2 separate regions of the Mus musculus genome follow, and region 1 is linked to region 2. A link is a contact called in ENCODE Hi-C data. All regions are on one chromosome and are shown on one strand. The core of a region is the stretch at or near the end of the contact, and the rest is flanking DNA. Distances in the headings are between cores, read along the strand shown. Region 1 holds the start of Upk1b (uroplakin 1B). Region 2 overlaps Arhgap31 (Rho GTPase activating protein 31).

Region 1 (5,118 bases), core at 919-3,418, 170 kb after region 2:
AGTAGGGCTTAAAAGGACAAACCTCCCTAATTCAAACTTAGAGACTCAGAGGCTGGGGCATGGTGACACATGTCTGTAGCTCCATCACTCTGGGGCCAAGAGAGGAGAGCTCTGAGTTTGAGGTCAGTCTGGGCTACATTTTGAGAGACCCTGTTTCAAAACATAAATTAAAATAGGAAAAGAGAGGGAGGGAAGGAGAGATGAAGGAGAGGAGGAAGAGAGGGATGGAAGGAAGGAGAGATAGAAGGATGGAGGGAGGGAGGGAGAGAAGGAGAGAGAGTGCATGGGGCTTAGGTCTTTCTCTCTGAACAGGCGACTCTCAGAGATGTTTTGTCTTGCCTTCCATTTAGCACCCAGTGTTAGGGGCTGGTTTGTGACCCTCACACACCTCTTATTCTCAGGCACCACTTTCCTCATATATGTAAATTTCTTTACCTGACAGTACTGGGAAGGGAATAGGCAGGATGAGATGACTTACAATTAAGGGTCAAGCAGCAGAGAGCAGAAATAGCTGTGTCACTAACAGCAGCTGACTGTGTGTGTCTCTCTCGCCTTAAGTGTTTTCTTACAAAGGAGTATCCCTTGTGAGCCCCACCCTATGGAAGAACTCCCCAGTGACCCAGCCCCTCCGTGGCTTATTTCAATCACTCAACACCCTGGGAGGCTCTTTACTTTTAGAAGTGCTGATTTCAAGAGGTTAAAAGTGTATTTCTTTCTCTCTCTTCTTCTTCTCTTGTACCTTCGTTAAGATTGTTTTCTTATGAAGTTATTCATATCCAGGGTGTTGATATCTCCTGACACACTGAATAAGTTGACAAACAATTGCTCATTAATCAAACCAGTGTTCAAAGCAGAAGAGAGGTGAGGCTCACCTACCAGTCATGCGATTGCATTTTTGAGTTCAGTACCTCTTTTCCTTGCTCAGATTTCTTGCATGAAAGAATATACAAACCACACCTCAAACTCACCCACACTAGAGAAATTTGGATTAAGAAAACAGAAGGGAGGGAGTAGGGGAGAGGGAATGGAAGAGAAGGACAAACAGGGGCCTTCCCCTTCCATGTGGGCTCTGTCCTAGATAGGCATCAGTGGCTCATCAGGCTGTGGGCAGCCTGCAGAGCCATCAAGCCCAGATTGCAGAGGAGGGTCCAGCAGATGCTGGACGGATCCACACTGGTTCGGAATGTACGCAAGAGTGAGAAAAAGAAAATTTGAAGTTTTGTTTACTCCTCTTGCCTAACTTCCCTTGCAATCTAAATGTTTATACAAGTCCCTTTGGGTAGTTAAAAGAAAATACAGGAAAGTTTTTTTTTTTTAAGCCTAGTATAAGAGAAAGCAAACCAGCAAAACACAAGAGCAGTTTTACACTCATTGGGAAGATTTATCAAGAGAAGAGCTACTTCCTCATGGAACTAGAAAAATCACAGCATCTGTATTAGCTATATAAAGAAAATAACGCACAGGCACGAAGTGTATTGCCTTTTTTCCTGCTGTGTTTATCAGTTTTGCTCAGCAAGAAATGGTCTATAAGCATCGCCTTGACTTTTATAAAGACCTTAAAATTAATTTAAAAAAACCATCAATGTCCTTAAAAATGCCTAAAGCTACTGAGAAATGAAAATTTAGGCTTGTAACCATAATTATAAAAGTACAAATATCCAATAATACTGGTGTTACTCGAAACAATTTGTGTAAAAAGATAAGAATAAACATATTTATAACCTGCAGCTCCTGATGGATCAACTCATTAGTGAACAGTAAAGATCGGTCTTGTAAAAGTAGCCTTGATTAGATAAAACTAATTTGTTAACTTACTCTAGCCCACATACTGATTACACAGACCTGTTTGCAGAAAAGACCTGTGAAGAAACTGACCCACAGATCCTTTTAAAGGAAGGCTTGTCAGATCAAATGATTTCTGACAAAAACAGGAACCGTTGTCAGGCAAAGGGACAGATAATTAGCCAAAGAACATTTTCCAGAAGAGTTATAAGATCTCAAAATTACAAAAGAGACAGATTCTAATGTTAGTTACAGTGTATAGCCCCTGTTTGTCCGTACTCGCAGGAGAATAGAGAGCCAGTGGGCTGCTCTGAGAAGTCTCTGTACTCACACCGGCTGCCTGGTCTCCTCTGCCTTCTTCTCCGGTGCTGCACAGACTCACTCTGCAGCAGGCACCAGCCTGAGATGCTTTTCTACCCCACTGTATCCTCTGACGCTCCGGTCCGGGGAAGGGTGGTCTGTGAGTGGGAGGAGGCATCTCACATGGGCCGCGCCTGATGCTGCCTGAACCTGCCTGGCTGAGCAGGAAGCACTGTGGGCAGATCTCTGCTGCTTTGGAATGTACATCTCTGAGTGTGTGTGTGTGTGTGTGTGTGTGTGTGTGTGTGTGTGTGTGTGTGTGTGTGTGTGTGTGTGTTTAGCTGTTGTTCCTTAGCTTGATCGGATCACTAAGACTTTGCTTATTAAAGAAACCAGCTCATGCTCCCTCCTCTACTTGCGCAGGGTCAGGGCCAGGGCGAGTTTCTGTAACCACACCACAGGCTATATTCGAGGGGTCACTAATATTCATTAGGTGAGTATCTCAGCAACTACTAAAGGAGAAGAAAGTTGGAAACACAGATGGAGAAATGCAAATGAAGAGACAGGATCAAGTAATGCTTTTATGTCTAACTAGGTCCTTCCTGTCTCTGTCCCTTCCTTCAGGACCACTGAGCCACGTAAACACAGCGTGAAGAATATTGCTTTTAATGGGAAAATAGCAACACATGGTTAGTTTAGTCTGGTGTTGAGGGGTAGTAAAGGCAGCAATATTAGAAAGGTCTGAGCACTTTAATCAATAGATTGGGAACTCCTCATAGATTAGTGCTATCTCCCCAAAGGCTCTTCTTACTCAGGAGACAGAGTTAGCATGCAGTGCGCTCATTAGCAAGTACCCTGAGATCCGTGACCATAGAAACACGAGCAGGATGTAGGTGGGACAGCCTCGGCTACGCACTGACAGCTTTGAAGAGAATGGCCTGTCTGAGCTCTGCACTGGCTGCCTCTGTGACCTATGTCTTTAGGTGAGGGTACCGTGAGGAACAGATGTCCATAGCTGTCCAGTTCCTGAGCAAGACTGACGATGGGACTCAGTCAATGTTTGAAAGGGGACAGTGTGAGATGCCTATGTCCCTCTCCATGCCTTCTTCCCCCTCAGTGTTCCAGAGTCCGCTTGGATGACCAGGGCAATTCATCCAATAAAATTCTACACAATGGTTAGAAACGAAGCCACATAAAAACAGTTCCAGGAAAATAAGTTTGGCCATTTACTCAACAAATGTTTGTGAAAGTTCACGTTGCCTCAGGACCAATTCTAGAAGCTAAAGACGAAAAGCAGCAAATTACAACGTAACAAAACAGCTCTGCTTACCAAGTATTCTGTCTGAGTCGATACAACTTTATTTTTTTTTTCTAAAAATAGATATGAATTTCAGCTTTAGGAAGAACTTTCAGCAAATGTTAAGAGGAAGCCATTTGGGTGGTAAGGTTTGGGCGACTGCTATAATGTTTGCAGTCCACACGCATTCTTGCAGCACCTAGCTTACGACTTTCCAAACATAGGTCATCAAAAGGAGCTTCCTTGGCAATCTGTGAGCAAGGAAAGGGTAAGGAAGCAAAGACTGGTTTCCATCCATGTGCCAGGCACGTTATACTCTCTTAGGGCTGCGTGGAGAGAGACATAAAAGATTCCAGGGCTGGAGAGATGCCTCAGGAGCACTTGCTGTTCTGCCAGAGGACCTGACTTCAGCTCCCAGGACCCACTTCGCAGGGTCACAGGTGCCGGTAACCCCACCCCCAGGGAAGCTGGTGCTCTCTTGTGGTCTCCGAGGGCACACAGATAATGATATGTGTGTATGTATGCATGCATATGTATGTATGTGTGTGTGTGTGTGTGTGTGTGTGTGTGTGTGAGAGAGAGAGAGAGAGAGAGAGAGAGAGAGAGAGAGAGAGAGAGAGAGAGAGAGAGAGAGAGAAAGAGGGAGGGAGGGGCATGCAGGTGTATAATTTTAAAGAACCTTCACAGGTTTGACAATCTTTTCAGAAGAGACAAAGGGAACAGAAAACCCAGTAGCAGGAGACCAGGAGGAACAGGTTCATTTTCAGATAACTGCAATTGATCAGTTGTGGAATTTGGAATCCTTACTGTGAAAGTATGACAGATTTATTTTTCTAGTAACTAATTGCTAACTGTTTTGTGAAGGTTTTCTTTCCCCTTAACCATATCCTAACTTGACCAAAAAACCTAATCTGTGAATTCTCATTGCAAACAAAACAGAACAGAACAGAACAGAACAAACAACCAAAACCCAACTCATCAACGAAATATGAAGCAAAAGCAAAACCAAAACCAAAACCAAAAAAAAAAAAAAAACAATTAAAAAGTAAAACAAACAAACCTAACAAACCCAAGATTCCCCCCATCCCTCCGTTACAATTTAGGTCAGAAACCCCAGTGGTTGAGGAAGAATGGGAGAAGATAGAGGGTTCCCGTATAACAGTCCTAAGAGTGGAACCAGACCTCTGTGTGACTAGATCAGCAGAGGTCTCCGAGCTTTTTTGTAGTACACCAGGCCAAAAAAATCCAGCAGGTAGGGTCGGTAGAGTACACTCAGAGCCAAATGGCTCTCCGGGCCAGCCATAGGTGCTCTGCCCACACCTGGTGTGCAGCCAGTTTGTGCCCTGTGATTTCATCCCGACTCCATTCTGAAGCCAAATCCATCGTCTGTAGCCCTTATAAGTTATAAGTCTGCCCTCTCTGCCTGACCAAACCCGGCATCCTTAACTTTCCACTCTGTGTTTGAAGTATGCCTGGTCCCACACAGTGTCTAAAAACCCCTGGAAAAATCACTTTCTTTAGTGAGTCTTGAGTTTTGGTGAAAACTTTCTTGAAATGAATAAACTTAACAGGGCTTGAGTTTCAATAGACATTGTTTTTTCTATTTAGCAATTTGAGGCGGGAACTAAGGAGGAAGTGGGGGGCTGTGATGAGGATGTCATGTGAATATATAAGTTAGTGGGGAAAAAAAAACAAACCAAAAGTTAGTAGACATACCTATAGTCCCTTCAGCTCTGAGA
Region 2 (4,416 bases), core at 1,384-3,883:
AATACAATACTCAGAATTATAACCAAGCCTTCCCTCACTTACTTGTTTGAGACAGTGTCTCACATAGCAGCGCAAGCTGGCCTCAGGCTCTCTGTGTAGCCAAGCCTGACCTGGGACACCCACTTTCCCTGCTTTCTGTTCCCATACTCCCTTATTTGGGAGCTCTATGGTTAGGGTAATAAGGGAAGCTAAGTTTGCAGGGAATGTGCCAGGGGGTGGGGAGCCATTACCATCCTGCTGCAGAGCCCCTGGAGCACCGCCATTGAAGATTTGATCAGCGTGATTTAATATGAACTCAATCACCACCTGCTGGACCCGGACTGCCAGAAACGCCGCATCTCCATTGCAAATAGTGGCTTCGATTTTCTTACTCCTGCGCGCGGAAGAAACATATTCAGAGTGAGTCTGCCTCACAACAGGAGGTAGTGGGGATGGCCTGTGAGCCTTTAACTTTTCACGACCAATCAGAGAGAATCTCCCAATGGTGGTGAAGCCCAACCCACTGAATAGATTGGATCACTGCTGCATGGTCCACGTTACAGGACTATACACACAGCCCATCAATATACAGAACTGACTTCTTTTGACTTCATGGGATTCACTCCTGTCTTTACTCAGGTGTCCCATGGGTCAAGTCATTGCTTGTGATTTCCATGAAGCAGTTGATTCAAGTTATAGCCATCTGTCGCCTCACCACAGCAAAGAAAAGACAATGAACTTCAGAGCCCCAAAAAGCCTTTTCAAGAAGTGGTAACATACAGACCCGTATCTTTAGCCACACCGGGGTAATAGCCAACAAATGCCTTTAGAACCAGCGTTTCCAAGGGAGCAGGCTAAGAGCTTAAGACCTTAACGGCAGTTTCAAGCTGTATATGCTATAAAAAGACCACTCAGCCATGCCGTCAAGTGCTTTATCTCTGAAGGACCCAGGCTTTGCTGCTCTGAGCCCACGCGGTGGTAGTCACCTGAGGAGGTTTGGGGCCCACACCAGGGCCAGGTTCCTGGCGTGCATGTTGGTCTTGCTGCTGAATGAGGCGATGTGGGCCAGGTGTCGAATCAGGTATTCCAAGGTCCTGAAAGAGTTCGTTTGTTCAATTGATTTTTGGCAAAGTAAGAAATGTCAGTGCCTATGTGAAGTCTGCCATGTGGAGGTCATACCCAAGTTGGGATGAAGGAGTCTCTGTCTTATGGACTTTGAAGGAACACTGGGGAGAGATCAAGATTGATGAAGGGCCACTTCCTTGACTCCAGGGCCACTGACTCAGGATGGGGACAGATGTCAGCACTGTAAGATGTCAGATGAAACTGTAGGTCCAGGGACAGAAACAGAGCATCACAGGCCGCAGGCCCAGAGCTCTTAGTGACAACTTACTTCTTTCTCACCCTGGGGAAAATTCACTTTCCCACAATCCTCAAATAGGTTCTCATCTCGATTCTCAGGGATAGCTGTCTAGCTACAGGCTACCTGGGTTCTTGTCAGTGGGCCCGTTTCATAAACGAATGTTTGTTGACTTTAGGACGTTCTTTATAATACCACATCAAATTCTGCTAACCCTGGGAAAGTTAGTACCACTCCCGATAATCTGTTTGATAGGAAGGATAGGGATGATGTTTGGGGTAATCTTAAGATGCTCATGAGTCATAGTCACCCCCAACTTTAAGGTTTGGAAACCTGGGTTTCCAAAGGCTTCTTTGTAGTATAATTCAGCTTATAAACCAAAGCTGTCACAGTGAGGCTGGCTTGTGTGACTGTGATGACATTCTTTGGTACTCTGATGAGTATCCTGCAAGTGGAAGCAGGTTGTCCTCGGCTACCAACATCCCTGGTTGGACACCCGATCGTCCTGATAACACCGACTGCTCATTAATTTCCAAAACGCCTCCAGGAAAGCCACCATCCACTTGCTCCAGTTGTCACATGTCCCTGCCTCCTGGATGTTTTACCACACGGAGTCTGAGCGTTTCTTACCTATAATGGGGTGGGGGAAGCTCCAGGATAACATTCTGGATTCTGGCCAGCTGGCCTTCTTCTGGGCGATGAGACACTGCTTCCTGTGGAGAAGAACATGAAGTACCCAGTGAGCATCCAGGAGCCAGGACCCTTCCTGCATGTCCTGGTCTTATTCAGGACTCAGATCTTCCAGCCTTACAACTGCACCTGCAGATCCTGTCCCAGAAGCACTGGTGTCTGTGTCAATGGCAAGCCACATGCCCTTTCTGAGTCCCAGAGTCAAGGGTCTTCACCCTGTATGCACACAGGAGTGGGTGGGTCTCTGGGTGCCCTCAGAGGTTGTTTGGCGTCTGAGAAAGAACGTACAGGATTGAAAGGTGTCCTGCATGGCAGAGAGCCATAGACGCTTACATTCAGAGAGACAGCACAGGGACACACGTCTTTGGGTGTGAACAGCTACATACTTGTCACCTAGCCTGTGACTATTCCATGACTCCTAGTCTTCAACTGCTGCCTGTTTTGTCTGCCAAAAGGCAGAGAAGACGTGCCTTTCTTATCAGGCACAAGAGTTTTGTCCCCAGGATCTGGCGGCCTTGCTCTGATTTGCTATCTGCTTATATCCTGTGTGGGCATCTTGTTCCCGGCAGTCCAGGGCCTTGCAGGGGAGGCAGGAACACCATGAGGACAACGTGATGACAGGCTGGCTCATGTCCATCTCTCGCTGGCCCTAGGCTGCCTTGTGACACAGCATCCCTAACGATTCTTCAATTCTAGCCCTGTTTCCTATCTTGAGAATATATCCTGCCTGTGTGTGATGACTAAAACTGACAGTCAACTTGAGGGGATTCTAAAATCACTGAAGAGACATGTCTTTTGGTATGTCTGTAAAGGACTATCTAGATTAGGTTAATTGAAGTGAGGAGATTTAGGCACCCTAAATATGGACAGTGCCATTCCATAGGCTGGGATCCTGTACTGAATAAAAAAGAAGTAAATTGAGCCAATCACAAGCATTCTCTGTTTCTGGACTCAGGGCAGCGTGGCTAGCTGTCACCTGCTCTTGCATCTACTTTGATAACCACTGCTGGCTGCGATATAAGCAAAAATCAAGATTCAAATCTGGGGGTTTTGCACACCATTCACCCACATTTATTTGTTAGCTGGCATTTCTGGATCGTCCTTCCATTGTGGAGTACTGGGTGTGGCTTAGTGGTGAGAACATTGGCTTAGCGTGCACAAGGCCCTGGGTTGGATTTCCAGCCCAATGAAACAAATGATCAGAGTTCCTTGTAAGGCACTGCACAGTTTGGTGGTGATTGCATCTTCTTAGAAGGGCGAAGCAGGAAGGGAGTGAATTCAAGGCTTGCCTGGGCTACAGACTGTATTTATATCAAGATCCAGTTTCAAAAGCCATTATATTTATTATTATTCCTTGTGTATTTACGCATGGTATATATGTGAAGGTTGAGAATAGCCTGCAGAAATTGGTTCTCTCTTACCATGATGGATCCCAAGGATCAAACTCAGGTCACTGAGCTTGGCTGCAAGCATCTTTAACCACTGAGCCATCTCACTGTCCTCCATCCTAAAACTTTAAAAGGGATTGTGGCCCTAGCTCAGTGACAAAGCACTTCTTACCACATAAGAGGCTCTGCATCTAGTCCCTGGCACCACAAAACAAACAAAAGCCCAACAACAACAATTAACATTCACAGTTATACTCTTAGCAATGATAGCTTTTAGACACTACTCACTGAGAGCCGAAGCCAATTAACTTTGGGGAACACTCACTGTCTGCTGGGCCCTTCTCTCAACCACATCTACTGTGTATGTTCTGATTTAAAAGGATTCTAAGGTCCTGCCTGGGTCTCCCTACCCCTCTTGCCCCTGTTCCCAAACCACTCCTGTGCTGGGCAATGTCTGTGCCAGCATGCTCGTTTACTTACTTACTTGTAAATTTAAATTTTTTTTGTTTTCGAGACAGGGTTTCTCTGTGTAGCCCTGGCTGTCCTGGAACTTACTCTGTAGACCAGGCTGGCCTCGAACTCAGAAATCCGCCTGCCTCTGCCTCCCAAGTGCTGGGATTAAAGGTGTGAGCCACCACCGCCCGGCTTAAATTTCAATTTAAAGTAAGCTTACAAAGTGACAGGTTTCATTTTGGCATTTGAATTCTGTGTACACGCGTGCACCAGCCAGAGAAGTATGACTCTTGTCTTCCTGTGTGCCTATTCCTTTTGACACAGGGTCTCCCACTGAGCCCAGAGCTTGACAGTTAGCCATAGAGATCCTAATGTCTCCTGCATCATCGGTGCCTATGACGTCATCCAGTTTTTACGTGGACAATGAGAACCAGCATTCAGGTCTGTGGCTCGTGCATCAAGTGCTCTTACCTACTAAGCCACCTCCCCAGATCTCATAACTAATCCCCTTTTCAATGGAAGTAAAACATATCTACGTATGTATGT

The links. A loop is a pair of places that touch in the nucleus more often than their neighbours do.
Region 1: a map of ES-E14 shows a loop between it and region 2 (2.1-fold over the local background). The contact joins the promoter of Upk1b here to the enhancer-like site in region 2. A Hi-C loop is called at or near these places in 5 of 37 maps with a recorded cell type or tissue (ES-E14, T-helper 1 cell, T-helper 17 cell and 1 more).

What each region holds. Positions count from the first base shown.
Region 1 is chr16:38,798,035-38,803,152 of GRCm38, forward strand. Upk1b (uroplakin 1B) reads right to left here and starts at 2,169. Exons shown (of 8, transcript NM_178924.4): 1 at 2,114-2,169.
Region 2 is chr16:38,623,582-38,627,997 of GRCm38, forward strand. Arhgap31 (Rho GTPase activating protein 31) reads right to left here. Exons shown (of 12, transcript NM_020260.2): 4 at 1,970-2,052; 5 at 966-1,073; 6 at 231-373. Gm36482 (a long non-coding RNA gene) reads left to right here. Exons shown (of 6, transcript XR_003951954.1): 3 at 4,195-4,311. Among named protein-coding and RNA genes, the nearest start is that of Gm36482, 11 kb to the left of the region's middle. Within about 2 kb of position 2,634, at least 2 of the 3 ENCODE cell types and tissues checked have a DNase peak (open chromatin) inside an H3K27ac peak, as active enhancers do.